4 separate regions of the Homo sapiens genome follow, and regions 2, 3 and 4 are each linked to region 1. The links are chromatin loops, found by intact Hi-C in ENCODE. Cell type or tissue: psoas muscle. All regions are shown on one strand. Links, peaks and the distances in the headings refer to the core of each region. The heading gives the core; the rest is flanking DNA.

What was found. Peaks named below come from ENCODE experiments on the same cell type or tissue, not always from the same donor. Only the 100,000 strongest peaks of a DNase experiment are listed, where the experiment ranks them.
Region 2: a loop joins it to region 1, with 2.6 times the contacts of the local background. A loop is called at or near these places in 14 of 110 quality-filtered maps.
Region 3: a loop joins it to region 1, with 7 times the contacts of the local background. A loop is called at or near these places in 84 of 110 quality-filtered maps.
Region 4: a loop joins it to region 1, with 2.5 times the contacts of the local background. A loop is called at or near these places in 7 of 110 quality-filtered maps.

What each region holds. Positions count from the first base shown.
Region 1 is chr7:129,822,603-129,830,427 of GRCh38, reverse strand. No RefSeq gene overlaps it. Among named protein-coding and RNA genes, the nearest start is that of MIR183, 52 kb to the right of the region's middle. RefSeq lists an enhancer at 4,002-4,051 and silencers at 4,372-4,721, 5,022-5,101, 5,172-5,221. In psoas muscle, for the core only: a CTCF peak has its summit at 4,520 (motif pointing right); DNase peaks (open chromatin) are centred at 4,007, 4,527 and 5,047; H3K4me3 peaks cover 1,924 bases; H3K27ac peaks cover 1,430 bases.
Region 2 is chr7:129,338,669-129,346,493 of GRCh38, reverse strand. All of the region lies in intron 1 of AHCYL2 (adenosylhomocysteinase like 2), which reads right to left. It overlaps LOC105375500 (a long non-coding RNA gene), which reads right to left and starts at 5,717. Exons shown (of 2, transcript XR_927962.3): 1 at 1-5,717. RefSeq lists an enhancer at 6,189-6,753. In psoas muscle, for the core only: a CTCF peak has its summit at 3,236 (motif pointing left); no DNase peak of the experiment used is centred there; H3K27ac peaks cover 950 bases.
Region 3 is chr7:129,660,841-129,668,665 of GRCh38, reverse strand. The region is part of intron 2 of NRF1 (nuclear respiratory factor 1); the gene reads right to left. Among named protein-coding and RNA genes, the nearest start is that of NRF1, 53 kb to the right of the region's middle. In psoas muscle, for the core only: a CTCF peak has its summit at 4,104 (motif pointing left); no DNase peak of the experiment used is centred there.
Region 4 is chr7:129,737,608-129,745,432 of GRCh38, reverse strand. The region is part of intron 10 of NRF1 (nuclear respiratory factor 1); the gene reads right to left. Among named protein-coding and RNA genes, the nearest start is that of MIR182, 29 kb to the left of the region's middle. In psoas muscle, for the core only: no CTCF peak of the experiment used is centred there; DNase peaks (open chromatin) are centred at 4,192 and 5,812; H3K27ac peaks cover 3,679 bases.

The DNA.
Region 1 (7,825 bases), core at 1,882-6,881:
CCCCCATGCCTAAACCTTCTAAGCCCTGTCAACTCACGCTGAGTGAGGATACTCCGTGGCCTGGAGTTCAAGGACAGTGCAGCTTCCTGCTGGGACTGATCTGCCTAAACAGGTGGTCCTCTGCCAAGTGCTAAGCCTCCTGGGAGATGAGGAACGGTGGGTTTTGCATGGTAAAATGCTAATCGCTGGATTAGACCGTTTCGATTCCTTTCTAAAGCGTTTGCCTTTAGTTACCACCAGATGGCGATGCCGCTCAGTCTAATGGAGACGGTTTTGTTAGCAGGACCTTAAGACAAAGGAAATAGTGTTGCTTTGTTCGCGTGTTCTCATTCCAGCTCTTTTCCACTGTTTTCTCCTTATTCCCCTAAACTCCTTTTTCTCCTTCCCTACATGCTGATGCATTCGCGCCGGTTGACCCGGCTTCATACCTACCTGCCAGATTGAATGAGGTCGGGCTACTGAGGAATGGTGTGCCAGTGCCTGCTCCCTCCTCACTGGCAGGGAACCCCCCAGCTACCCTGGATGCCTCCAGAGCCCAGAAGCAAAACATTCAATACATTCTTTGTGGGTGGCGTTCATGGACCCTTTAGCCAAAGGACTGAACCACAGAGCCATGAGTTCGAGTCCCAGCCCTTCCTTTAGCTGTGCAACTTCAGGCTCCTCACTGGGCTTTCATGGACCTTGGGTACTGAGCTGTAAACTGACATCCCTAGACTAGTAGGTTCTGACTCTGCCACCTTGTGACTCAACTCCACCCAGGCTGCGAAACAGTGCCCCGTCATAGGATAGAGTAACTGAGAGAGGATGCTGTATATTAACCACGAAACACCAGCGTTTCAACACAGGTTTAGAGTTTTTAGACTCAGAGCATTGGGGGTGTAGAGCACTTTCCAGCCTGAAGGGGACTTAAGAGGTACATGGGTCACGTGAGCAGTCATTCCATTGATCTCAATAAGGCAGCTGCTTTTAAACCCCTCCCAGGAGAAGTCTCAGTGCAGTCGCCGGCACTTGGGTCCCCCGACCTCCCCCCTCCACCAACCCCAGTAATCTCACCCAGCACCACTCAACCTCTCAGCCTCAGTCTAGCTGTTTCCCAAGTGGCAGGTGGCTTGTCACTACCTGCCTGAGTCATTGTTCCTTTCCTGGGAAGGGGACCGGGGTTTCTGAGGCACGTTGTCCTGGAAAAGAAAGCTAGTGGGCTCTGAGCCCCACAGCTTTCTTGCTGGCTCTGAAGACTGCTCTGTCCTCCTGGGAATGAGTGGCTGTGACACTGGATCTGGGGGTGTCCCGCTTCCCACCCAGAACCAAGACAAAGGATTTTTCTGACTCCCACAATCCCTGGAGCTGCAGAGGCCTTGCAGCCCCCTGGCAGGCTGAGCAGCCCTATTTGTAAGTAGCATCTCAGGGGCTCATCCCCCCTGAGTCCCGGACAGTGCAACTTGGGCCCAAGCCTGCTCTCTCGGGCCTCAGGGTGTACTGTGTGTGCACCCCCCAACGTCTTGGGACTGAATAGTTATCCTGACCAGGGATTTAATGTTAGAAGATAAAAGATAGGAGCATTTCCCTCTGGCTGTGTGTATGTGTGTGTGTGCATGTGTGTCTGCACGCGCGCGTGTGTGTACCTATGTAGTGAAGGGTGTTTATTTTCAAAAAAAGGGCACTTCTGTGGACCTGGGCTCCTCAGAGCTCTTTGGGGCTCAAGACTTGGCTCCCAGGACCTGGTGTCGAGGGGTCAGAGGTGGCAACAACGGACTTGGACTCCCTAAGAGAAAACTACACCCTTCTGGCTGCCGGTACTTGGCAATGAACCTAGAAGGGGGTGCCGGATGCCAGGTGCGGCTGGCATTCAGGCCTCCCTCAGCTTCCTCTCCTGGGGTCCTGGCCACCAAGGCCAGCCAGCACGCGGCAAGAGGCTCCTTGAAGAAGCTGCGGCCTCCTTGTGGGCAGCCTTGCCTCTGCTTTCCTCAATTCTGTAAGCAGCGCATCAGGGCCTGCTACGCACCACTCATGTGTTCACGCGCATAGGACAAGGCTTTTAAAGATGCACTTCTTTTTTTCTTTTTCTTTTTCTTTTTTGAAACGGGATCCCACTCTGTTGCCCAGGCTGCAGTGCAGTGGCATAATCATGGCTCACTGCGGTCTCAACTGATCCTCCCACCTCAGCCTCTTGAGTAGCTGGGACTACAGTCACAAGCCACCACGTCCGGCTAATGTTTGTATTTTTTATACAGATGGGTTTTGCCATGTTGCCCATGGCTGGTCTTGAACTTCTAGGCTCAAGCGATCTGCCCACCTTGGCCTCCCAAAGTACTGGGATTAAATTTTAAAACGAGTGTAAATTGTTCTGCAAAACAACTTTGTTTTGTAGGACTACGTGTCACTTTAAATGTTGAAAATGTAGCGTCCAAATTGAGATGTGCTTTGTGAAATGCCCCCTGGATTTCAGAGTTAGCACAAAAATAAGAATGCTCTCATGAGCCACCGCACCCAGCTAAACGATGCATTTCTGCCAACTTGAAAATTATGTGCTGGTAACAAATCAGGATTCCAGAAACATGCCCTCCTCCAGAGAGGACCACCATGGGCAGGGCTGAAGAGGGCTTCCCCTCGCGAGTCTCGCTCACTGCAGTGAGCCCTTCGGTGAGTAGAACAGGACATTAACTGCTTGTGCTGTGCCAAGTGGCTTAGTCACACAGTGGCATAACCATGCTAGAACCTGGGTCTTCAGGCCATCCATACGTGTTCTTTCCAAGAATCATGCTGTGCCAAGCTCAGTGCCTGCCCCCAATGCCCGCTGGGGCTGTGGGTACCTATGTCTGTGTGAACCTCATGCTGCCTGGGCCCTATGAGATGCTCCCTGGCTGACCTCCTGCCCAGGGCTCACTCTATGGGCGTGGTCTCTGAGGATCAGGACCTTTCCCCATACACATCCCCATTTCCACTGACAATGGTTTCCCCAACCTCCGGTACCTGCAGTACGGTCAGAAAATAAAACTAGATTTAACTCAAACCCACTTCCTAGTGCAGAAATATAGAAATAGAATGTGATCTACATTTATCATTAAAAACATTCTAGTAGCCACGTTTTTTAAAAAAGGTTAAATGTTTCATTTAACTCAATATATCAAAAATACTTCAGTGTGAGGCCGGGCGCCGTGGCTCACTCCTGAATCCCAGCACTTTGGGAGGCTGAGGCGGGTGGATCACCTGAGGTCAGGAGATAGAGATCATCCTGGCCAACATGGTGAAACCCCGACTCTACTAAAAATACAAAAATTAGCCGGGCATGGTGGCAGGCACCTGTAATTTCAGCTACTTAGGGGGCTGAGGCAGGAGAACCAGTTGAACCTGGGAGGCAGAAATTGCAGTGAGCCGAGATGACGCCACTGCACTCCAGCCTGGGCAATAGAGTGAGACTCTGTTTCAAAAAACAAACAAAAATTTCAGCATGTAATTCACAGTAAAGGAATGAGATAGTTTCGATTCGTTATTTTTGTGCTAACTCTGAAATCCAGGGGGTATTTCACAAAGCACATCTCAATTTGGACGCTACACTTTCAATATTTAAAGTGCCGCATAGTCCTACAAAACAAAGTTGTTTTGCAGAACAATTTACACTTGTTTTAAAATTAAAAATTAATTAAAATTATATACCACGAAAAATGTGATAATCAATAGCCACAGCTGGCTACCTATTCAGAAGCACGGGCCCTAGCAGCCTCTCCGTGCTGCAGGGATCTTTAGAGAAGCAGGCCTGGCGCGGTGGCTCACGCCTATAATCCCAGCACTTCGGGAGGCCGAGACAGGTGGATCACTTGAGGTCAGGAGTTCGAGACCAGCCTGGCCAACATGGTGAAACCTCGTCTCTACTAAAAATACAAAAATTATGCGGGCATGGTTGCACACATCTGTAATCCCAGCTAGGCTGAGTCAGGAGAATCGCCTGAACCTGGGGAGGTAGAGGTTGCAGTGAGCCGAGATTGCGCCACAGCACTCCAGGCTGGGCGACAAAGCGAGACTCCGTCTCAAAAACAAAAAACAAAAACCACGAAGCTGGCAAGTGACAAGAGCAAAGGAGCAACTTTGCTTGGGAATCTAGGGCAGAACCCAGAACCTCCCAATCCGCGGAGAATGTTCCAGGTACTGGAAGGGTGGACGGCGCACCCAGTCCGGTCCCTGGGGGCGGACTGGGTGGCCAGGCCGGAGCTGGCAGTCAGGGGAGCCTGGGCAGCGCCTCGGTCCCCTTGGGGCCTTGACTTCCAGGACGTGAGAACGCCGCCAGTCCTGCCTCGTGGGCCGGAGCCTAGCAGGCCCCGGTAAAGGAATCACTCTGTGGGTTACACCTGTCCTCCGCGGAACTGAAGCTGCCCGGGCTCCAGGCGTGGACAGCGCAGCCCAGTAGGTGAGCAGGCAGGGGCGAGCAGGGCGGAGCGGGTGGGATTGGGCTGGGCGGGCGGGGTGGGGCGGGGCTGCGGAGTCCGCGCGGCAGTCCCCGCCACGGCCACCAGGGGGCGTACGTGCTTCGTGCTTCGGCACCCGCTCGCGGGCGGGAGTCTGGGTGGGGCGGGGTTGGCCGGGGCAGGGCGGTCCAAGTGGCCCGCGGGCGTGGACCCGGGAGGCCTCTGGCATCTGCCCCACCTGAGAGGTGGGAACCGGGCTGGGAGGGACGTAGATTCCTCATCGACGTGACCCTGGTAGGGAAAGAGCCCCCAAAACAGGGAGTTCGGTAGAGGCGCCAGAGCTGACATGGGCACTGCCGCAGTGCCAGCCACGGCCACCAAACTCTCCCAGCACGGCTGGGCGGCCAAGGCAGGGGTGACGACGAGAGGGGCGGCTCAGCCCACCTCCCCCGCTGATCTGTCGGGAAAGGAGGAAGAAGGGTCATGAAAGCCTCACACACCGCTAGGAGGGGGCATCCTGGAGCAGGGGGCTGGATCAGGACCCGGCTGGATGGGAAGGAGCTGGGTAAAGGGAGGGCACCCGGGTAGGGCGTGGCCCGGGCTGTGCGGGGAGCGGGGAGCGGGGAGTGGACTCAGGGGGAGGGGTCAGCGTTCTGGCTGGCCCGGGGGCACGTGGCCGGGGGGCAGGGTGGGAAGAGGGTGGGATGGTGGGGTGCTGGCTTGGGGCCAGGTCAGGCATCAGAGGCACAAAGTAAAGGATACAGAGAGAGGGGAAGGGAGAAAGGGAGAGACAGAGACCTGAAGCGGGAGGGCCGAGCGGCAGGGCGGGAGGCGAGGATAGTGGGTGGGGCTCGGGCTGCAGGGCTGGAGCCTGGGGGATCTGGAGCACAGGGGCAGGAGGAAGGGACCGGAAGGATACCTGGGCCTGCAGGGCGTTCCCTGCGGAGATTGATTGAGTGAAGACTGCGACGTCCACCTTCAGGGCTCTCTCTAGCTCCCTCTTCCTGTCTCCTATCACTTGCTCTGGGGGAAGCCAGCGGGTTGTTTTGAGCTGCCCTCTCCTTTGGAGAGCCCCACCTGGCTGGGAACCGAAGCCCTGAACCAACAGCCAGCAAGAGCTGAGGCTTGGCGACCACCAGCGCGTGAGCCGGCTGTGGATGCCCGGACCCGGTGCAGCTGAGAATGGCTGCGGCAGGCCTCATCAGCGATCCTGAGCCGCAGCAGCCTGAGAGCAGCTTCCCGGGCTCCTGACCCTTGGAAACTGGGAAATAGATGGGAATGCGGGTTTGCTGCTTTAAGGTTCTAAGTTTTGGGTGTAATCCATTATGCAGCAATAGATACCTAATAGTCTGTGGTTTTTTGGAACCACTGTATTTTCCCCATACTGCTTATCTCTTAACTAGTTTTATGTGAGATAGAAAAATAGGCCGGGCACAGTGGCTCACGCCTGTAATCCCAACACTTTAGGAGGCCGAGGCAGGAGGATCACTTGAGCCCAGGAGTTCCAGACCAGCTTGAGCAACATAGGGAGACCCGTCTCTACAAAAAATGTAAAAATCAGCCCAGCGTGATGGCACACGTCTGTGGTCCCAACCACAAGAGAGGCTAAGGTGTGAGAGCCACTTGAGCCCAGGAGGTTAAGGCTGCAGTGAGCCAAGATTGTGACATTACACTCCAGTCTGGGCTGCAGAACGTGACCCTGTCTCAAAAAATAATAATAATAATTTGTAGCATATTTAAGGCACTGCTATAAATTTTTTAATTTTCTACTTATTACAACTAAACCTAATCTTAAATGATTCTATAATAAAGACTGGAAATAAGAATAGAATGGGAAATTCGTTTCCTATTCTTTCTGTCTGTCATTCTAGCTTTGACTTCCATTTGGAAGGCCACCTCATGGTTCAATACAGTGGCTGGAGCTCCAGAGAAAAGGTGCTCATCTCTCAGCCGACAGCTCCTTTTTTTTTTTTTTTTTTTTTTTTTTTTTTTTGAGACAGGGTCTCATCTGTCATCCAAGCTGGAGTGCAGTGGTGCGATCTTGGCTCACTGCAACCTCCACCTCCCAGGTTCAAGCGATTCTCCAGCCTCAGCCTCCAGAGTAGCTGGGATTACAGGCGCCCACCACCACACTCAGCTAATTTTTGTATGTTTAGTAGAGACAGGGTTTCACCATGTTGGCCAGGCTGATCTTGAACTCCTGATCTCAAGTGATCCACCCACCTCGGCCTCCAAAAGTGCTGGGATTACAGGCGTGAGCCACCACACACGGCCTGACAGTTCCTTTTAAGGAGTCTTGGAAGCCTCCTCCACGCTTCCACTTAAACCTCATGGGCAAAACTGAGCCACAGGCCCACACCCTGCTTAGGGGAAGTTGGGAAATATACTTCTTCACCTGGGCACATTGCCCCCTTGAATAAAATTGGGGTTCTAGTGTAACGTGGACCTTGCATTTTTGGAACTTATTAGAACAAGTCAGCTCTTTAAAAAATTGTGAGACAATTGGGGAAATTTAAACAATAAGTAGTATGTTATGATATGAATAAATTATGATTTTTTTTTTTTTAGAAAGGATCTCACTCCATTGCCCAGGCTGGAGTGCAGTGGCACAACCATAGCTCACTGCAGCCTCAATCTCCGTGGCTCAAGTGATCCTCCCACCTCAGCCTCCCAAGTAACTGGGACCACAGGCGCACGCCACCATGCCCAGGTAATTATTTGGGGTTTTTTTAGATGTGAGGTCTCACCCTGTTGCCCAGACTGGTCTCAAACTCCTGAGCTCAAGCCATCCTCCTGCCTTGGCCTCCCAAAGTGTTAGGATTACAGGCGTGAGCCGCCACACCTGGTGATTATTTTTCTATAGGTGAGAAAGGTATTGTGTTTTGTGATAAAGGTATTGTGTTTTATATGATATTGTGCATATGTATATATTTACTAGTGTATATGTTCAAAAATCACCTGTTGGAAATACTTACTGAATTTATGGATGAAATTATATGTCCAGATTTGTTTCAGAATAATCCAATAATGGGGTGGGAATGTAATAGAAGAAACAAGGTTAGCCATGTGTTAAAGCTGAATGACGGCTATGTGGCATTCTTTATACCATTCTCTGTTTTAAATAGGTTATACATTTTTCATAATAAAAATTTCTTTAGTCTGTTTTTTTGTTTGTTGGTTTTTGAGATGAAGTCTCACTCTGTTGCCCAGGCTGGAGTGCAATGGCACAATCTTGGCTCACTGCAACCTCTGCCTCCTGGGTTCAAGCGATTCTTCTGCCTCAGCCTCCCGAGTAGCTGGGAGTACAGGTGCGTACCACCCTACCCAGCTATTTTTTTTTTTTTTTTTTTGTATTTTTAGTAGAGAATGGTTTAGTAGAGAAGGGTTTCACCATGTTGGCCAGGCTGGTCTCAAACTCCTGACCT
Region 2 (7,825 bases), core at 1,061-6,060, 480 kb after region 1:
TGGTGAGTTTTCTATCCATGTCTTTTGCCCACTTTTTAATCAGGTTGTTTGTGTCCTTATTATTAAGAGCTCTTTTCATAGTTTGGATAACAGTCCTTTATCATATAGGTCTTATGCAAATATTTTCTCTCCGTCTGTGGTTTGTCTTCTCATTCTTTTGATACCACTGTTTTTAACAGTTGAAAAAACTGAGGCTCTGAGAAGTTTAACTACTCAAGGCACATAGTAGGAAACAGCAAAGACAGGACTTTAACTCTGCTCTTACCATCATTCCATGTTGTATTTCCTAGGATTTATTTGAAAAAGGAGACACAATACTGAAGGAAAAGGAACAAAACCAAATACCAACCACCACCACAACCACTCTGGTTGTAGAAAAAGGAAATTACACACCCTTACCTTCTCTTATCCCACAAATCCTCTCTGATAATCTTTTCTGTTACCATGTTTCAGTTATCATCTATATGCTGATAACTGCTAAATCTCTACTTAGACAGCCCAGATCTCTCAGATCTATATACTTAATTGCTCATTGGACATCTCCACTTATACATCCCACAGGTTCCTCAAACACAGCCTGTCCAAAACTGAACTCATCATCTTACCCCCCCAAACCTGCTCTTCCTCCTCTAGGATTACCTATGTCAATAATTGAGCCTCTATTTCGGAAACCTGGAAGTCACTCTGAGATCACTTCATCCTATCCTACCACTTCATTTGCAGAAATGGCCCCAGTATATAATTCTGTGTTCTCCAGCCAATGATCCTATCATTGTCTTCCTATTCATGAACTCTTTCCCAGTTTCATTTTCCTTCTTTTCTAGCCTAGATTTCCTGTCCATCTTGATAATGTGACTCTAGAAACACCTTCACTCAGTCATCAACGGTCTAGACTAAAGCAAGCCAACCACAACAACACCTTCACTCTCTTCATTATTTTTGCCAGGCAAAACCTAAATTCTGATGACATATACTAATTAATTCCATGTTTGGGCCCAAGCAGTTACATGTTGCAAGAGAAAAACCATGTGTGACTAAGCTGACAGGTTTCATATTAAAATCACCTTCCTAAACATCTAATGAGCATCGATAGTTCTTCAGTCATCTTACAAAGTTTCTTTAGTAGGCACATACTCCCCTATCCTCTCCCAAAAAGAATACTGTATGTTTGTCCCCTCAACTTCTTCACCTTCAGGTGGCAGACTTACTTTATATATAAAAAAGAAAATAAATGTAAGAAAACAGAAAAATGTCTGATGTAAACTCTCTCCCTTTCCAATCACCAGGCAAACCTCATATGCACAGCTTCCTTCTTACCCTCTCCCACTGAAGGCAGAATTTTTCTTTTCTTTTTTCTGTGGCCCAGGCTGGAGTGCAGTGGCATGATCTCGGCTCACTGTAACCTCTGCCTCCTGGGTTCAAGTGATTTTCCTGCCTCAACCTCCCGAGTAGCTGGGATTACAGGCACCTGTCACCATGCCTGGCTAATTTTCGTATTTTTAGTAGAGATGGGGTTTCACCATGTTAGCCAGGATAGTCTCGAACTCCTGACCTCAGGTGATCCACCCGCCTCGGCCTCCCAAAGTGCTGGGATTACAGGTGTGAGCCACCATGCCCAGCTGAAGGAAGGATTTCTATTTGAGCTACAGTCTGTTCCCTGTCAAGTTAGTAAGAACTCTTTTTTTTCCTCCCCGCTTCCTGCCCCTTTTAAGGACTCTTTCCGCATGACCTGGTAGCTTATTTAGCTCTCCCACCACTCACTCCTTTGTTCACTATACTCCATCAACAGTCTTCTTTTCCAACTTAGGGCCTTTATACATACTGCCACCTGCTTTGTTTCCTTCATAACACTTATAATTTTTGGTTACTTCAGTTTATTTTCTCTTTTGTTGCTGACTCATCTCACTACTATCACAACCCGAGGCAACCACTGATCTGTTCTGTTACTATAGATAGATTTGCCTTTTATGGAACGTCATACAAATCATATGGAATCATAAAATACTCTTTTATATCTAGCTTCTTTCATTTAATGTTTTTGAGATTCATCCATACTGTTATATGAGTAGTTCATTCTTTTTTACTGCTGAATAGCACATTACATGGGTGTACCATACTTTATTTATCCATTCATTTATTGATGGACATGTGGTGTTGTTTCCACTTTGGGGCCATTATGAATCAAACTGTCATGGACACTTGTGTATAGGTCTTCATGTGAACAATGGGCTTCATTTTCTTGGGTAAATGCATAGGTAAGGGTGAAATTGCTGGGTCACCTGGTAAGAATATATTAAATTTATAATAAACTGTTTCACACCAGCAATGCATGATCATTACAACTGTCCCACACCCTCATCAGTAGTAGCTATTGTCACTCTTTTTAATTTTAGCCATTCTAGCAGGTGTGCAGTATCTCACTGTGGTTTTAATTTGCACTTCTCTCGTGGTGTTGAGTATCTTATATGCTTATTAGCATTCATATAGTATGTACTGTGCTATGTCTGTTCAAATCATTCCTCCATTTAAGAAACTAGATTATCTTATTACTGAGTTTTAGATTCCTTTATATGAATTCTAAATACCAGTCATTTTTCTGTATATGTATTGTGAATATTTTCTCCCAGTCTGTGCTTGCCTTTTTATTTACTTACCTGTGTCTTTTGAATAGAAGTTTCTAATTTTGGAGAACTCTATCAAAACATTTTCTTTTAGAGTATTTTTTGTGTGCAAAGAAAGTTTTGCCTACCCCAAGGTCATGAAGATTTTCTCCTTTGTTTTTTTCTATAGTCTATGATCCATTTTGAGTTAACTTCTATACTTGGAATGAGATCAGAAACAAAGTTCACTTTGCCCCCAAACAGTATTTAGTTGTTCCAGCACCATTTGTTGGAAAGAAAAATTTTTCCCCACAGAATTATCTTGGCTTCTTTTTCAAAATCCAGTTCATTCTATAGGTAGAGGTCTATTTCTGGAACTTCCCATTGCTCTAAGCTCCCCCTCTCCCTTTCTTCTTAAGTATTAAGCACAAAATAGTCTTCGAAGTCATAATTGATAGCAGGGAAGGTGCCTTAATTGTCCATATATCGCTAACAAAGTGACATCAGCATGACAATTTAATTCCTATTATAATGCAGGACAAATAAGAAAACATATGAAAATTAATGCTAAGTTCATCATAAACAGACCACTAAAAACAAACAATATCCTAGTGCCCTCTAGTGGGAGGAAACTGTACGGATATGCCAAGCAAGAAAGATGAGCTTTTAATAAACACTACTCACAGGAATATTGAATACCAAGAAATGTGACTAATATTTCCATGCCTTCTCCTCATGCTTTTTAAGACAAAAAATTTTAAATAAAAAAGGAAAATGTTTTGCTATTTTAAGCAACTTTAATCCAATGTGAATGCAATGAAATAGAAAATTGGATAGACAAACAAAACAGGTATTTGGAATTTATATCCCCATAGTATACTTCCCTATATAAAGGAAATGGGGCCAGAGGCCAAAGGAAAAGAGAAAAGATTTCACATAATTAAAAGATGTAAATGAAATTGTTTCAAGATACATAGTATAAATACATTATCAAGATATGTATGTTAATATATACTTGTAACACATAACGTGTAATATTATATACATATATGCCAAATTTTTCTAGAATGAAGCACAAGATGATGTCAACAATGACTGCCTGTGGTGAACAGAGGTGAGTAGGGAGAAAGGAAAGATTTACATATCCCTTATTTTAAACATGTAAAATAAATGCTCTTACTTTAAAATAAGGTCTACCACTTTGAAACAGTCTAATGGTAATTTTATATGCTTATACATGAACTCCCAAAATAGGTGGCAAGTGAATAATACTGCGTTTAGAACAGTGTGTTTCAACAGTTGATTATAATTAACCCTTGTTAAGTCCCTCAAGGTACAAAGCTACATAGCCGCATTCTCTAACACACAGAAGGGAGATTACTACAAGTTCCCTCATCTTTTAATTGGAAGTTCTTGGTATATTCACCTACCTTTTGCTTCTTTATTCCTATTTTAAAGGAAAGGGTCTCTCTCTTCATTATTGTCTCCTTCAAACTACCTCCCTACCCATATATTTTTAAAATCTATTATTCTGGTCACTTAGGATCAAAACTGAGTCATGACTCTTACTCTCCTTCCACAAATGTTCTTTGTTTCTTCTGGATATTACCTTTGAGTTAATGGGGAGGAGGAGTCTAAGAAGACTTGGGTTTCTGGTGCTCTCCTACCAGCTGATAGGGTGAATGATGATACCAACAAGTAACAGGAATACTTCAACACTGGTGTCCCTTCCCAACTCCACCCCTGTACTTTTGCATATAATTTCCTCAGTTTAAAATGCCTGCTCTGTCTCCTTCTTATTAAACTCTTTCTATTTACTTTCTGTTCTCCTTCCCTTCTCTTAATGCCAAAGTACATGCTGGTTCCCACATAAAGCTTTACCTTTATAACCCTGGAGATAAACCATTCTTCTGAGTGGTTTAATGGTTGTAATTACTGCCTGTACCACTTAACAGACTTGTAGTCCATGCTCCTTTACACTGATATTCTTCTCTTTAAGCACTTGCTATTTTTTCCCAAGTGTTGGTAAATTCTCAAGATCGTGGACAGATTACACAGTTTGTTTTATTTCTACTATCTTGCCACAAATAGGTTTCATATGATAACCATGAGTGTGTTATTCCCACCCTCGAAATTCACAGGCATTCGACAAGAAAGCTTTGGGGACAATAGTCACTTTTACTGCTATCAATGACTTACACATACTCAGTCCTCCATTCCATCTTCATCTGCCTCCCACCTCCATCACCACCCTGCCAGCCACTGCCGCCGCCAGATCTCTTCATTCCTATACTTTCCCTTTCTTTCTCTGGTAAGTGGTACCAAAGAATTATATGCTATGCTTTTAGTTAATTCTAACGAAGGGGTTCAGAGTATGCTACCCTGGCATAAGAACTATTTCACACTGAAGGCAGTTGAGAAAAAGCAGACACAGAAGTTCTCAGCCTCCCTCCCCACATCCACCTTTCCTCTACCCTTGTGAAAGTGTCCCCCAACCACTTCCCTTACCAGGAAGGAGATAAAAAGCCTCATCACTGGAGAAAGGATGGCACTGAGAGTCAACACAAACAAACCTTGCTAACTAGCCTTTATCTACCTAGTTTCTCCATATATTTGTGTTCCCACACTTGCTACCCCTAGAAGCTCAATGTCCTTTTCCTTTGTCTTGTCACTTCTCTAAAAAATTTCTATTCTTTGCTAAGATGCTATGTAACCCCAAGTTCTAACTACCTCTTTGAGTTACTCATCACTGAGCTCTCCTTATGTATGTGCCATGCATAAACTTTGAAGAAAAGAAAAGAAAAACTTTGTTTTTCTCTTGTTAATTTGTCTTTTGTCAGTATAATTTGCAGCCCCAGCCAACTTTTGATCAAACCAGCATAACCTTGATTCCAAAACCAGACAAGGGCAGTACAACAAAGGAAAATTATATACTGATTTCAATCATGGACACAGATATATATACAAAATATGAGCTCATGAACAAAATAGCAAACTAACACAGCAATGTAAAAAAAGCATGATCATATAAGCTTATCCAAAGTATTCAAGAGTGATTAAACATTTAAAATACTACTTTGTAGAATTACCACCATAATGGATTAAAGGAGAAAATATCATATGATCTCAATAGATATAGAAAAAGCATTTGATAAAATTCAACAATTCATAATTTTTAAAAAACTCAAATGGGTAAAAGCAGTTCTTAGAAATTAAAAATAATGGAATTTAAAATTTCAACAGAAGAATTGGAAGAGGAAGTTAAAAACAATTTTATAAACAGTAGATAAAACGACAAAGGGGAGAAATTTTTTTTTTTTTTTTTTGAGACGGAGTCTCGCTCTGTCTCCCAGGCTGGAGTGCAGTGGCGCGATCTCGGCTCACTGCAAGTTCCGCCTCCCGAGTTCACGCCATTCTCCTGCCTCAGCCTCCGGAGTAGCTGGGACTATAGGCAACTGCCACCACGCCCGGCTAATTTTTTTGTATTTTTAGTAGAGACGGGGTTTCACCGTGTTAGCCAGGATGGTCTCGATGTCCTGACCTCGTGATCCGCCCGTCTTGGCCTCCCAAAGAGCTGGGATTACAGGCGTGAGCCACCGCGCCCGGCCTGAAAAACTATTTTTTTTAAACTGGCAGATCAGGACAGAAAGTCATAAAGAACAGAGGAAAAGGGGCCAGGCGCGGTGGCTCATGCCTGTAATCCCAGCAGTTTGGGAGGCCAAGGCGGGCGGATCACAAGGTCAGGAGATCGAGACCATCCTGGCTAACACGGTGAAACCCTGCCTCTACTAAAAAAAAATACAAAAAATAAGCCAAGCGTGGCGGAGTGCGCCTGTAGTCCCAGCTGCTAGGGAGGCTGAGGCAGAAGAATGGCGTGAACCCGGGAGGCGGAGCTTGCAGTGAGCCGAGATCACGTCACTGCACTCCAGCCTGGGCGACGGAGCGAGACTCCGTCTCAAAAAAAAAAAAAAAAAAAAGAGCAGAGGAAAAGGAAAAAGAGAGCAACAAGAGCAAAACTGGATAACAGTGTACTCCTTCAAAATTCTAAAAGAAAATCAATTAGTGGCCAGGCGAGGTGGCTCATGCCTGTAGTCCCACACTTTGGGAGGCTGAGGTGGGAAAATCACTTGAAGCCAGGATTTTGAGACCAGCTTGGGCAACAAAGCAAGACCTTATCTCTAAAAAAAAAAAATAATTAGCAAGGCATGGCAGAATGCACCTGTAATCCTAGCTACCAGAGAGGCTGAAGTGGGAGGATTGCTTGAGCCCAGTAGTTTGAGGCTGCGATGAGCCAGCCTGGGCAACAGTGAGAGATCCTGTCTCTAAAAATGAAAAGAAAAATGGCAAAAAATAGTCCCCAGAATGGTGTGAATTTTAATGGCTGCATTAAAGGCATGGAAACATAGATGGATACATAACTACTGAAAAATATAACAAAGATAGTTACCAGTCTTCTTCTATCACAAACACTGCAGTAACTTATATCTTTGTATATACTTTTCATATATGTTTGGTATATCAATAGGGTACATTTCTAAAAAGTGAAATAATTTGGTCAAAGACTACATACATTTTTAGGTTTGAGAGATATTAACTCTCAAACTGCCCTCCAAATTGACTGCACCAAGATTGCACTTCCACCATGAACGTATGAGTGTCTGTTTTTCTACACCTAGAACTGGTTCTTTAAAACAAACAAATAAGCAAACATAAGAGACAAGAACCTAAATGGCTAATGTGAAGTTAGAACCGAGGGAGAAGTTGAAGAATCAATGTGGCAACATCACTGAAATATAATAAGGGCACTGAGAATTAGATAACAAATCAATACCAACTTAGGAAACAGGATGCCTTTCCAAATAAAAGGAAAGGAGCAAGTTGAAAGTCTTAATAGCTTCTATTTTTCCATTAAAGTAGGAAGTGAGATCCGAACACAAAGGATGTGCAGAAATTTGAAAGAGACCCATCACTTAAAATAATCGTAAAGTGGACAGGGCCTATATGTGACACAAACTACATAAGACACTATTAAGAAATTAAGCTCTATTAAACTACATTAAAATCAAAAGACAAATGACAAATTGGGGGAAATATTCACAATTCATATTACAAAGGACCTTTTTCTTCAATATACAAAAAGCTCCAACAAATTGATTTTTTAAAAGACCAACAATCCAACAGGCAAGTACGCAGAGCATGTCACCAGTTTACATAGAAAGAGAAAT
Region 3 (7,825 bases), core at 1,002-6,001, 160 kb after region 1:
TTCCTTTTTGTTGCCAAGTAATATTCCATTGTTTGGATAAACCAGTTTGTTTACCTATTCTTCTATCTGATGGATACTTGGACTATTTCCAGTTTTAGGCTACTGTGCATAAAGCTGCTTGATTTGATTGATTTATAAATTTAATACAGTTCAAATAAAACTCTCAACATGGGATTTTGTGGAATTTGATAAACTGATCCCAGTATTTAAATAGAAGTGCAAATGGCCAAAAATAGCCAAAACAATTCATAAGATTTTAAGAATTTGAAGGCATTCATCCTACCACATATTAGTAATTACAAGGCTATACTCATTAAGGTTATATCTCCACTGATTAGAAGGATGAGATGAGATAAATAAATAAGAGCATAACTATAGTCATTAAACTAGTGTGGAACTGACTCAGGGATAGACAAATCAAAGCAACTGAATTGCAGATTTCATAAACATCCTCCTGTGTCAGAAAGATAAAAAAAAGTATGGGCTATTAAATATATGATGCTGGTTATCCATATGGAAAAATAATGAAATTAGATCCTTACATACAAAAATAAATTACAGGTGGATTAAAGGCCTAAATGTAAAACAATAACCTCAATAAAACAATGAAAAACAAAAGAAAGCTTGTAATCCAGCACTTTGGAAGGACAAGGCAGGAGGACTGCTTGAGGCCAGGAGTTCAAGACTAGCCTGGGCACCATAGCAAGACTCCGTATCTACAAAAAAATTTAAAACCAGGCATGGTGCTGCACACCTGAGGTCCCAGCTACTTGGGAGGCTGAGGCAGGAGGATCACTTGAGACTAAGAGTTTGAGGCTGCAGAGAACTATGATTGCATCACTGCACTCCAGCCTGGGTGACAGAGTAAGATCCTATCTCTAATAAATAAATAAATAAATAAATAAATAAATAAATAAATAAATACCTTTAAAATTGAAAATTAAAAAAATTATAACTTCTACAATAAACTACTATAGAATATTTTATAAAGTCAGAGTTAAGAAGAATTCCTTAAACAAGATCCCGAAAGGATAAACTATAAGGTAAAAGATTAATAAATTTCACAATAATATAAATAAAAACCTTCATGAACAAAAAAATAAATAAATGGGGGTGGGCAACAAACTGGGAGAAAATAATTACAATACATATTATTGGGAAAGGAATACAAAATATAGATCAATAATTTTTATAAATTGACATAAAAAAGACCAAAAAACTGAGTTGGGAAATGGGCAAAGGTATAAACAGGAAATAGGCAAAGAAAGAAAATTGAGACGTCAATAAAGATCCAAAATGGTGCTCTACTTTGTCTTACTGCACTCGCTGGAACCTCTAGCTCAAAAACACAAATTAAACCAACACTGAGATGCCATTTTATACCTACCAGATCTGCAAAAATGAAAAAGACTGGTAACACCGATGGTGAGAATGAGAAGTAACAGGCGCTACAGCATACTGCTTGTGGGGATGTAAATGAACAGGATTTGGAAAGACATTTAGCAATATCTAGTAAAGTTGAAAATGGACATCTTTGGCCCTCCAATTCCCCTCCTGGGTATATCTTCCAGTAGTACTTTTCAAGCTACAGCTAGTATGACCTTTCAGTGACTCATGAGTGTATTTTTTTCTAATAAAATAGAACAGACTAGAACATATCACAGAGTATACAATTTGCAGTAGGGGTTAAGTATTATTTCATTAAAAATTGTAGTTTTGGCTATATGTGTACTCATTTATTCTGGGTCACAATGTAAAATGTATTACTGTGCTACATTGTCAAAACAGAAAAAATTACAAACAACCTGATTATCTACCAATATGTGAAATATTCAGGCTGGATGCGGTGGCTCTCGCCTGTAATCCCAACACTTTGGGAGGCTGGGGTAGGCAGATCACTTGAGGTCAGGAGTTCGAGACCAGCCTGGCCAACATGGTAAACCCCATCTCTACTAAAAATACAAAAATTAGCCAGGTATGGTGGTGTGTGCCTCTAGTCCCAGCTACTCAGGAGGCTGAGGCAGGAGAATTGCTTGAACCCAGGAGGCAGAGGTTGCAGTGAGCAGAGATCGTGCCACTGCACTCCAGCCAGGGCAACAGAGTGAAACTCCATCTCAAAAAACAACAACAGAAAAAGAAATACTCAGATAATGAATGGAATACCATATAACAGTTAAAAACAGCCACATTATCAACATGGGTGAATCTCAGAAAAATGTTGAACGAGATAAACATATTACAGAAACATAGTATCAGAGTGATACCATTAATATAAAATTTAACACATGCAAAACAATGCTAAATATTGTTTAATCATACAGACACATAATAGCAAATATAGACAAATGCAAGAGAATGACAAAGACCAAATCTAGAATACTGGTTACCCCAGTGGAGGGAGGGAGGGAAGGGAGCAGGATTAGAAAGAGTTCCACTGAGAATTTCAACCATATCTGTACTTTTTATTTCTTAAAAAACATTTGATGCAAACATGTGAAAGCAGTAATAACTGACAAAGCTGGGCAGTGGGTGCACATGCATTTGTTATGTCAATCTTGATACTTCTCCATATGATTCAAATATTCAAGTATTTTCTACTTGCTGCACAATTTACCAAAACTATCACTCTCAAGATATTAATTACGTCTATAGACCACGTGAATCTTTCTCCACTTCTTTATTAACCTATCCTTTATCATTTCAAAGAAAATGAAATAATAAATCCAATTTTGTTTAAAAAGAAGTCCTCTAGGGCTAGGCCCAGTGGCTCACGCCTGTAATCCCAACACTCTGGGAGGCCAAGGCAGGAGGATCACTTGAGCCCCGGAGTTCAAGACCAGCCCTGGGCAACATGGCAAAACGGCATGTCTGCAAAAATTTAAAAAATTAGCTGGGCATGGTGGCGTGCACCTGTCCACGAGGATGAGGTGGGAGGATCATCTGAGCCCAAGGAGGTTGAGGCTGCAGTAAGCCATGATTGTACCACTGCACTCCAGTCTGGACAACAGAGTGAAACCCTGTCTCAAAAAAAACCAACAACAACAACAACAACAAACAACATACTGGTGATTGATACTAAAAGAGGTCAACCAACTTGAGATATTGTTTTTATTACTTGAAGATTTCGTTTAGTTGCACTACAAATAAACTTTTTTTTCTTGAAAATCAACAATAATCAGGGGCTGTCTGTGCTGCAGAGAATTAGAAGTGTTTCTGACAGGCAACACAATATAGTGAATGGTCATTTACCTTTTCTGGGTCACCTTTCAGATATGATGAATGCTACAGACCAGCTCCTCAGAAAAATCCCCACGCTGGTTAAGTGGAGTTGGGATTCCAACCCAGGAAGCCTGATTCCAGAGCCTGGGCAGGTAAGCCCTGTGCTCTGCTGCCTCTCGAAATTCCTTACCACACACAGCCCCTAGGCCCTGGGTGGTCTGACTCATGCCTGCCTCACAAGGCTCCAACCACACTGGCCTCCTTCCCATTTCCCATCTGCAAGTCCTTGCTTTCAGTGTTTCTCAGTCTGAAATGCACTTCCCTTTGCTGACACCTAACTGCCTGTCAGTCACAACCTTCCTCCTCAGAGAAGCCTTCCCAGACCACCCAAACTAGCAGCAATCTGCTGTCCTTCTCTCTCCATTACCTTCCCGCATTATTTTATTCAGAGCATCCAATGCTTTCTCAAATTATTTTACTTTATTATTGGTAGCTCTCCCCCACCACTGGATGAAAGCTCCTTCAGAAACAAACTCTTTTCTCCCCCCAATAAGCCTTTCGCACTCCTAAGAAGCAAACTCTTGCCTGCCTTGTGCATAGTATCTACATAGGTTACATATATGTACTATACATTATAATTCCTCAATAATTGAATATTAAATGATCAAATGGAAGTCATTTCTACCAGCTGTGTCTCACTTTCCACATGTGCCACACAAAGGGGTCAAATTAAAGTCTTTGCCTGGTCTTAACACTATCACAAAGCAGTACAGTAATACAGCAAAGCCATGTCTTAAAACCATCTTCCTTCATAGAAAAGCAGTGGACCTGGATTCATTATGTCAAGATGCCCTCTGCTGGGACACATAAGCATTTCACAAAATATATTTTACAAACATTTCAAGTGTTTTGCCCCTAAGACTTATTTTTAAATTCACCACTCCGGAAATACACAGTGGACAGTAACTGACAGTAATAAAGTTGTTGTTCATTGAATCTGTCTTCCTCTTCTTAAATACAGCATATATTCAAAACATGTAGTATTTTGGCCACTCCTCATCATTAATTTCTTGTCTAGCTTTTCTAAATACCTTCTAAGATCAATATCTAATACCATACCCATTCAGGCATGGTTTATATGAAGTCTTTTCACCATGGTGCTAAATGTTCAATGTAAACAGGAAAGTGAAAGATATAAAATGTAGCCCAGCTTTAAGTCATTTAGTAGCCCAGAAAATTTTAAAACCTTAAATTGGATCCCTCTCCCTCTCCCTCTCCCCTACCCTCTCCCTCCCTTTCCCCCTCCCCCTCCCCCTTTCCCGTCTCCACTGTCTCCCTCTCTTGGGGAGCCTGGACTGTACTGCCAAGATCTCCGCTCCCTGCAACCTCCCTGCCCTGGGCTCCGGTGATTCTCCTGCCTCGGCCTGGCGAGTGCCTGGGATTCCAGGCACACGCCGCCACTCCTGACTGGTTTTCGTATTTTTGGTGGAGACGGGGTTTCGCCGTGTTGACCGGACTGGTCTCCAGCTCCTGGCCTCGGGTGATCTGCCCACCTCGGCCTCCCGAGGTGCTGGGATTGCAGACGGAGTCTCGCTCACTCAATGCTCAATGTTGCCCAGGCTGGAGTACAGTGGCGTGATCTTGGCTCGCTACAACCTCCACCTCCCAGCTGCCTGCCTTGGCCTCCCAAAGTGCTAAGATTACAGCCTCTGCCCGCCCGCCACCCCGTCTAGGAAGTGAGCAGCGTCTCTGCCTGGCCGCCCATCGTCTGGGATGTGAGGAGCCCCTCTGCCCGCCCGCCCCGTCTGGGAAGTGAGGAGCGCCTCTGCCCAGCCGCCACCCCGTCTAGGAAGTGAGGAGCGTCTCTGCCTGGCCGCCCATCGTCTGGGATGTGAGCAGCCCTCTGCCCGGCCACCCCGTCTGGGAGGTGGGGAGCGCCTCTGCCCGGCCGCCCCGTCTGGGAGGTGAGGAGCACCTCTGCTCGGCCGCCCATTGTCTGGGATGTGAGGAGCGCCTCTGCCCGGCCGCCACCCCGTCTGGGAGGTGAGGAGCGCCTCTGTCCGGCCACCACCCCGTCTGGGAAGTGAGGTGCGCCTCTGCCCGGCCACCCCGTCTGGGAAGTGGGGAGCGCCTCTGCTCGGCCGCCCCGTCTGGGAAGTGTACCCAACAGCTCCGAAGAGACAGCGACCATCGAGAGCGGGCCATGATGACGATGGCGGTTTTGTCGAAAAGAAAAGGGGGAAATGTGGGGAAAAGGAAGAGAGGTCAGATTTGTACTGTGTCTGTGTAGAAAGAAGTAGACATAGGAGACTCCATTTTGTTCTGTACTAAGAAAAATTCTTCTGCCTTGGGATGCTGTTAATCTTTAACTTACCCCCAACCCCATGCTCTCTGAAACATGTGCTGTGTCCACTCAGGGTTAAATGGATTAAGGGCGGTGCAAGATGTGCTTTGTTAAACAGATGCTTGAAGACAGCATGCTCGTTAAGAGTCATCACCACTCCCTAATCTCAAGTACCCAGGGACACAAACAGGGCCGAAGGCCGCAGGGACCTCTGCCTAGGAAAACCAGAGACCTTTGTTCTCGTGTTTATCTGCTGACCTTCTCTCCACTATTATCCTATGACCCTGCCACATCCCCCTCTCTGAGAAACACCCAAGAATGATCAATAAATACTAAAATAAATAAATAAATAAATAAATAAACCTTAAATTGGATTAAGATGATCCAGGATTGCTAGTGCCCTCGGGCATCTCGCAGAAGCAAACAAAAATCCTCTCTAGAGGAAGATAACATTATACTAGACCCCAAATTATTTCTAGAAATAATTTTCCAAACACAGCATCCAGTATTCATTGAAATATAATAGTACACCAAGAAAAGAGCCAACGTGAACAAGAAATGACATTAACAACATGTAACAGAAACTTGAGAGAGAATTACCAGGTAAATTATAAAATTATTTGTTTAAAAGAAATTTTTTTCCACTATTGGAAACCGTTCAGTGCAAATCTCGGAGGAAACACACACACACACACACACACACACACACACACACACACTAGAAATTCTAAAACTGGAGGAAAAAAAACACTTGGTTAGTAGTTTTGGTTAAACTATTAACAATTACCAAAATTAATAAGTCAATGAACAGATTTAGAAGCACCTTAATAAATAAAGAAAAAACAAAGAAAAGAGAACATAAAAAAGGCACCTTAAACACAGCTGATATGGTTTGGCTGTGTCCCCACCCAAATCTCATCTTGAATTGTACTCTCATAACTCCCACATGTTGTGGGAGGAACCTAGTGGGAGGTAACTGAATCATGCGGGCAGGTCTTTCCGGTGCTGTTCTTGTGATAGTGAATAAGTCTCATTAGGTCTGGGGGTTTAAAAAAAGAGGAATTCCACTGCACAAGCTCTCTCACTCTTTGACTGCTGTTATCCATGTAAGACATGACTTGCTCCTCCTTGCCTTCTGCCATGGTTGTGAGGCCTCCCCAGCCACATAGATCTGTAAGTCCACCGAAACCTCTTTTCTTCCCAGTCTTGAGTATGTCCTTATCAGCAGCATGAAAATGGACTAATATAGTAAATTGGTACCAGGAGTGGGGTGCTGCTGAAAAGATACCTAAAAATGTGGAAGTGACTTTGGAACTGGGTAATAGGCTGGGGTTGGAACAGTTTGGAGGGCTCAAAAGAAGACGGGAAAATGTAGGAAAGTTTGGAACTTCCAAGAGACTTGATGAATGGCTTTGCCCAAAATGCTGATAGTGATATGGACAATAAAGTCCAGGTTGATGTGGTCTCAGGTGGAAATAAGAAACTTGTTGGGAACTGGAGCAAAGGTGACTCTTGTTATGCTTCGGCAAAGAGACTGGTGGCATTTTGCCCCTGCCCTAGAGATTTGTGGAACTTTGAACTTGAGAGAGATGATTTAGGGTATCTGGCAGAAGAAATTTCTAAGCAGCAAAGCATTCAAGAGGTGACTTGGGTGCTGTTAAAGGCATTGTTTTATAAGGGAAGGAAAACATGAAAGTTTGGAAAATTTGCAGCCTGATAATGCAACAGAAAAGAAAATCCCATTTTCTGAGGAAAACTTCAAGCTGGCTGCAGAAATTTGCATAAGCAACAAGGAGACGAATGTTAATCCCCAAGACAATGGAAAAAATGTCTCCAGGGCATGTCAGAGGTCTTCACAGTAGCCCCTCCCATCATAGGCCTGGAGACCTAGGAGGTTTCAAGGGCTGGGCCCAGGGTCCCTGTGCTGGGCACAGCCTAGGGGCTTGGTGCCCTGTATCCCAGCTGCTCCAGCTGTGGCTGAAAGGGGCCAACACAGAGCTCGGGCCATGGCTTCAGGGGCTGCAAGCCCCAAGCCTTAGCAGCTTCCACAAAGGTGTTGAGCCTGCAAGTGTACAGAAGTCAAGGATTGGAGTTTGGGAACCTATGCCTGGATTTCAGAGGATGTATGAAAACTCCTGGATATCCAGGCAGAAGTTTGCTGCAGGGGCGGGACCCTCATAGAGAACCTCTGCAAGTACAGTGTGTAAGGGAAATGTGGGGTTGGGTCGGAGACCTCACACAGAGTCCCTTCGGGGGCACTGC
Region 4 (7,825 bases), core at 1,512-6,511, 85 kb after region 1:
GAATCTGATGCCGCTGATGATCTGACAGTAGGTGGAGCTCGGGCGGTGATGCTTGCTCACCTGCCACCCACCTCCTGCCGTGCCAGGGACTGGGGACCCCTGCTCTGGAGGACATCTGATCTGACTGTACAGAGCAAGGCAAGGGGTACCCAGTAAATTCCCAGAAGAAATCACTAGGAAGAAGGGTGGGAACAACACTCAGGTTGAAGTCTGTGTCCCAGAGGATAGATCATGGCAATATGCAGAGTGCACCAATATTTTAAAATGGAAAGTGGAGCCCAGATGACAAACCTCAGAAGAAGAAAGTCACCAGGAGCCTGCAACAGTCAGGTGCAGAAATGAACAGCAGGCCCACTCAGGAGTTACTCAGAGTTAGGAAGGGAGATTTATTTATTTTTCTGTTATTATTACTTTCAAACTTTTTTTTTTCTTCAAACTTTTTATGATGGAAAATGTCAAATAGGCACCAGGAGAGGGAGGAGTACAATGAACCCCCATGTGCCTGTCATCCAGTCCCTGCCTCTTCTATCTGAGCAGGGATACGCTGAGGCAAGGAAGCTTCCAAAGATGTACTCGTGACTTTTCATCCCCTCACTCAGCATAATCTGTAGAGCACCATTTAGGAAAAAAACCACAAAAAAACTAAAACTTTTTAAGAGCACATAAAGGGCAGAATTAAATTTGCTCTAGGCAGTGAGACACCTGAAAAAAGCAGATCAGTAAGTGGAAATAGACAGTAATGGGGCTTTAGAGTAAGATGGAAAGAACTCTATCCCAATAAAGTTCATCTTCATCAAGTTTTTCTCCTGCTTTTCCTATCTGAACTGTACTTAGCATAGCCAAATTGTTAATGGGGACAAGTTCTTTATAAAAGAATCCCAACTAGAGGTGGGAGGATCACTTGAGGCCAGCAGTTCGAACCTGTAGTCTGGGAATAGCCACTGCACTCCAGCCTGGGTAATGTAGTAAGACCCTGTCTCTTAAAAAAGAATTCCAGCTAATAAATGAAAAGGAAACATTTAACACTAGAAAAATCAGATAATCAATGGAATCAATGGTTACTAAAACTATCAGGTGACCGAGTGAGGGGGACTGCACAGTAGAGGAATCCCACCATCCAAGCAGGAAGCAGCGCCTGGAATGACAGCCTCACAGTGACTCTATCCTCCAGCTGCTTCCTTCTTTCCCCAAAGATGAACCCACCTGTGGCTTTGTCAGTCAGGATCCACTTGCGACCTGCACGATCTGCCATAAAGAGGCCTGACAATAACACAGAACTGTTAAAAAAAAAAAAAAAAAAAAGCACCGGGCAAGATGGGCCACCAGCCCCGCTGCGGCGCTTGCAGCCTCCCATGCACATCTGGTGCAGGGTGCACAGCCTCGCTCCTTCCACCCGTGAGGAAAGCCTTCGGCAAGCATGCCAGCACCAAGTGCTAATGTGCACTTAGACCACCAGATCTTAGTTCAGTTGAAGGGAGAGGAGGTCATTTCCCTCATATTTCCCCCTCGCCGTTGGAATTTGTGATGTGATTTTCTTGTAGCAGACTTACCTTCCTAATTATGTCTTCTTTAAGCTAATATGAAAACTAATTTGTATTCCCTAAGTACCCAGCAGCTGGGTCGGGGGGCAGAGGAGATGGTCCAGGCTTACACTGGCTCGCTCAGAGAAATTGCCCAAGGATTTAAAATGTGTCACGAGTAATCTGCGTGACAGATAATCTGTAGGTAACAAGTAAGAGTTGACTATATTCACATTTGTAAAACCAACAGGCCACTTCTGTATCTTAGGACCACTATGAGGATAAATAACATCATGCTTACATGATTTAAGTTCTTGAGAAAAAAAGACACTGTCTAAATTTGAAGTAGTATTGTTATTTTACGTGGGCTTTCTCCAGGAGTCAAAGCAACTGTGTAGTAGCTACTAGACACAGACAAATGGAAGAAGCAAGATTAAAGGCCCTGTCCTTGGTCCCAAGAGTTGCTGAAAATGGAAAGTGTTGGCAGCCCAGCGTTCCACACCCAGCAGCATTGTCCACACAATGCACAACTTGTTTACACACTCTTGGCCCGAGTGTTCACATGCCCTCTTGTTTTACTAAGGTGCTCCATTTAATGAGAAAAGGACTGTCTGGTCCAACAGCAGGGCTGTGAAAGTTTAATTAGGAGAAGGCCAAGGAGAAGGTCAGCTGAAAGTGGACATTCCTAAAATTAAATTTCCTTTTCATTGTTATAATTCAGGTTTTTTTTTTTTTTTAAACAAGGGGTAGGAGTAGGCAAAGGACATGAAATCCTTGGAGAAAAAAATACAAAAAGGTGAAAAAGAACACAGTCTAGGTAACATGGCTGGAAGGAGTTGTTCCAGAAACATTGAGGCAAATTTCATTTTTTCCTTCCAACAAGCCTGCAATAGAAACTCCCAGGCTTCCTTAAGCAGCCGAGGCATTTCAAGAGGTTCAGACCAACCTCAAACAGTGTGGTCCACTGGAGCTTCCTGTGATGATGGGCACGTTCTGTTTGAGTGCTGTCCGACACAGTGGCTACAGAGTGCTTGAAATGTGGCCAGCGTGACTGAGGAACTGATTTTTAAATTTTATTCTGTTTTAATTAAGTTTAAATAGCCAGAGCACAGCTCTAAAACCTTTCCAGAGCTTCCAGTGTGCCAACTCCATATCATAAACGTGCCTCCGACAGACAGACACATACACTCACACTGTGCAACACTCTTAAGAGTTGCCTTTGTTTAAATGGAAACTCAATCTAAATTGGATGCTTTGTATTCACCTAAAATATAGATTTCTGGTATTTCCCTTATTTAAGTCACAGGTTCTTTCCTTTACTGCCATACCTCATCAACTTATTTTAACACCCTCCAGCCCCTCCCCCACCAGGCCTCTGCATGAGAAACTATCAGCATGTGAGAGCAATGCAGTGTAGGTATCTGCATGTTACAGTGCTACGGGAATAAGGAGAGGATGGGCTGGGCAGAGTCGGAAGACTGCTGGACGCCTCTCTAGCGAGCCAATCTGATAGCATGGTCTTTGTAGTCTCACTCACAGCAGTGTCTCGGTTTCCATATTTAGACCCCTTCAATGATTCTCAGATGCAATTGCTAGGCTTTATGATGGCAAAGTTTTTTGTTTTTTTTTTTTTTTTTAATCAATTTCACTTAGAAAATCCCATTTAGGCTCTGAAAATCTCTAAATTGGGGCCTTTCTAATAATGAAGATTTGGTGTAATTATAATGTCACAGGCAATTGTGCTGACAAAGCAAAACCAGTATGTCTCCTTGCCAGGCCTTTGCTCTCAGTCTGACCAATAGGAGGAGAAAAGAGGCTTTGTCAGGAGCAGATGTGCACTGGGAGGCCCCAGGAAAGCAGATCTGTTGAATGAAGCAGGTGCCACTTAGACATTCACTTCACTGACTCCAACCACAACCTCCCCTTCATTTGATATCCTGCTCTTGGCAGAAGGATGGAGAAAGAGCATCGCACAAAGAGGAAGCATGTTTATCCTGTTCAGATTACTGCTTCTGCCAGGCTGCTGCTGCTGTTGGGTTCTGCACATTTGCTCTTTATTAAGCAAATGTCAGAGCTGGGTGCTGGCAAGTGAATCCCTGTATTTACACAGGTAACCTGAGAGCCAGAGGGCCCCAAACCATCCTGGCTGCGAGGGACAAGCTATTAGAGTTAATAACAGTGCACTGGCATTCCTTCAAAATCCTAATGGAAGCATAAATAAAAAGAGGAAAGTCCCCTTTACCCAAGAACCTGAAAAACTTTATAAGAATTTTTCCTGTTCTAATATTGTGATTCCTGTGTGAACAGTGATTAATGCCCTTTTTACATGCTCAATTAAAACCCACTTTGCCATCCATGTATTGAATAGAAATGACTCCAATTAAACTTGTCCAATTATGGCTCTGGATTTGGTATGCCAGAAAAAAAAATCCCTTTACAGAATAGCGCTCACAATGACAGGCACAAGATTCAGTCTTGGTTTATAAGGAGCTGGAATAATCTAAGACCAAAATCTGCCTTTACATACAAAGACTCCGAAAGATCTGCGGACCTAAAGGGAAGGAGAATGAGACAAAGAAGCATGTAACTTGGCCTTGAGGACACCGTGGATGGAGAGGAGACCACAGTCAGTGGTGTCCATCTGCCAGATGGCAGGGACCTTGGGAATCTGTCCGGAAGCCCTGACCTGAGTTGTCTGCTCGGAATGTCCCTGGCTCAGATTGGTGTTCTGTTCATAGGATGGTGTGCTGGCTCATTGAGTTTCCCCAAGCTGAGAATACCCAACACAGGCAGACCAAAGAGTAAATGAATTTGCATCTATTGAAGTACAGAAAAACAAAAAAAAGAGGACATGAAGGTATGCCAAAGGGACTTGATTCCTTTGGGGCCCTGACATGTCGACTAGAGGTATCCAGTCTTTCACATGAAAAGTATCTAAAAGCTACATCTGAAGGACATGGTCATGGCTTAGATGAGCACTAAGAATAAAGAATGACAGCTACTGGCCTATCATCTCATTGTAAAGGCCCTCTGTGTCTACTTTTGATCTGCAGTCTTTAAGCCTTCAAATAGCAGAGCTTAGGTTAGCAATTCCTGGCATATAAACGATGAATGCCCGAGGCCACCCCAGGTTATAATGGTAGAGAGAGAATGACACATCCCCTCTGGATGTGCAGACTACACAAGGAACCTAAACCCGCAAAGAGGGACAGGAGATACTCTCATGAGGCAGTGCTGGTCTTTCTGAAGGTGTCCACAGCTCAGCATCTCTGCAGGAGGCAAAGAAAAGCACCAAAGAACCCTGGCAACTGGAAATCCCTCCAGCTACGGGGGGTATGCCTGAGGAGTGACAGAAAAGGCCTGGTAATTCTAGAGAAGAGAATCTCAGTATGCCTGAGGGATATGATGGGACTTCCACCAGGAACACAGGCTTCCCGAAGTAGGGATCCTTGTGGGAGATTCACTACCACCTCTCTGCGAATGAAGACTCACTGGCCCTGGCCCTAAGCATATGTGCCAGAAGTACTAAGAGTGAACCTCTGAAGGTTACTTCCCTTCCCATTCGGTGTGAGTGATTAATCATTATAATGGTAATAATCATAACAGCAGTTGTAGCAGTGGTAGTCAACAGTTACTGCATGCCTCCAATGCCCCAGCCAGTAAAGAGAGTAGGACTATAGTCTCTGCTACCCCGCAAATTAGTGCCATCAACACATCTCCCAGGATGGGGGAGATTGGGGAGTCAGGAAACTGCCACCTCTTTCCAAGAGCTATTTTGGAAGGCACTTTGGACTTCAGGAGGTCATTATGAAGACAGAGGAGGAGGACACGTTTGAGAAGTGAAGAATCACCACTGAGCTGTCCCTTCCCCTCCTCAACACCATGAAAAGGTTGGGTGAGAAACACACATGGGGCAGAGAACTGTACCCCTCTTTGAGTGTCTAGAATCAAGAGCCCCAGTGAACAGCTCTGTGCTCCCATTTTTCAGCAGCAGCTCTGTTTCACTGTGAAATCTGGAATTCATGCAATAGTCATGGCTCCTGTCAGCTTTGTGACCCGTCAGGCTTCAGATATTTGATCTTTTGGCGGGCTACTATAAATCCATTACAGCACCTGGCTGCAGATACCTGTAGCCTAGAAGAGAAACTTGCACTTGTGAGGAATCCAAGTGGAAATATGCACATGGCCTGAGTCATGAATAAACTCACTAGGAAGTGAGTCTTGATGTCACCACTGTCTCCGGTCTCAGGTTTTCCTGCTTGGACTCTGCAGTGCATAAAAATAGATCAGTTCTCCTCGCAACCCTCCCACCCTGCTGTTTACTGGCTGCGGATTACTGCAGTCACATGGGTAGATTTTTTTTTTTTTTTTAAAAGCAAAGCCATGCTGTTTATGAGCTGAGAAGGTCACTGGAAGACAAAGCTCATGAAGTATTTGTGTTGTCCTCCCCTGTACAGAGAGGGTACAACTTGCCAGGAGACCACAGTGTTATTGATATAGCCCTTAGATCAGCACCACCCAATAGAACTGTCTTCAGTGATAGACATGTTCTGTATCTACACAGTCCATTAAAGTGGCTACTAGGTACATGTGCCTGTTTACATTTAAATGTGAATAAATTATAATTAAATTAAAAATTCAGTATCTCAGGGCGTATGTGGCTATTCAGCACTTGAAATATGATTGTGACTAATAACTACCTTTTACATTTTATTTCATTTTAATCAACTTGCATTTAAATTCAAATAGCCACATGTAGCTAACAGCTATCATACTGGACAGTACAGATTTAGATGTTAGGTTTTGGTATCATGTTTTTATTTGCCTCTGCTAAGATTTACCGTGAGTCTTTGACTTCTAAAGTGAGTAAAACATAGCTGCCACCATTCTTTAAAATAATCCTGCAAAGGAGTCACCACACCAAGTACTAGCATAACCAGATGAATAATAAAGGCCATGATTTTCATTTGTATTATGCCTTCTTTACTTCCTAGGTAGGCTAAGCTGGCAAGAGGGAGTGAAGGGGAAGAAGGGAGTTTCATTGGGCAGTAGAAAGAGTACTGGAGATCTGGTATGATTTCCAGTCTTACTATTTAAGAGCTGACAGATCCTGGGCAAGTCCCGGTTTTAGCTGCTTCTGAACAGGGCTCAGAAGATCTATTCTACTCAGTTTACTGGGTGAAGGTAGAATAATGCAGACACTGCTTAGCCATTTGCAAGAAGATGATGGTGGCAGTGGTGGTGGTTGTAGCAGTAGTAAAAAAACAAAATGAAAGAATGGACAATGAAAGGAAAAAGATGAAGACCCTAAATAATTATGCTCAATGTGTATAGCCAAAAGGCAAAATTACAGCCGACTGAAATGGTTATTTTCCTGGTATGACATCTACCAACATGCTTCCCAGAATGAAAACGATTCATCTTAGAGAAAAGTTAGCTGACTTAAATGGGAAAGTCCCTGTCTGCAAAGAAAGCCTATTTCCCAGGGGGGCGTGTGGAAGACACTAAGAGACACTGCTGTCCCAAGGTGCTGCACCACATACAGTTCCCAGGAAAAGCCGCCGGCTCCCAGCTCAGCTGGAGCCACAGGCAACGCTGCATACTCCCCTCACTCCTCTTCATTTTGATCCACAGCTCACAGCTCTCCTTATATTACAAGAAGGAATCTTTTCAGGTCTAGGACTATCCCCTCCTCCCCCTCTATTTAAAAAAGGCCTGTGATTCCAAAGGAGAAACAGTTGTAATACACATGAATCTTCATTTGCTTTTTCTTACAGAACAGGCGATGCCTCAGCGCAGTCTGAGACCAGCACTCTAGTGTCTTCATTTTCTCTCAAGGCACTCTATCAACAAGGGAGTGGGTGGAAAAGACCATTTACCTTACAGGAGGGCAGCCTAAAAATCCACAGCTACCAGCTGTGCTGCTCTTTGGGGACCTTGAAGATGAGAGGCTTGTATCCTGGGACTCACAGCTCACACAAAAAACAGTTGCTTAGGGGCTGCCTGCTTCAAGTCCTGAGGCACTGAGCTTACCATCTTTGGATAAAAGCTACAAATAGTATCACAGTGTCATAGAACACAACAGCACTTTTAAGGCTATTATGCTTATGGTGACTGAAAACGCACTCTTACACTAAGACTATTTAATACATTCATTTATTTAAACTTTAAAATAATGAGGCAAAAAGTGATTTAGTACACACTGGAATAGCACATCAGCAACCTTTTTGGGGAGAAACAATAATACAGTTCCTAAATTAACATTTACATCTCAGTGGACTCTTGTGAGAACAAGCCCATATACT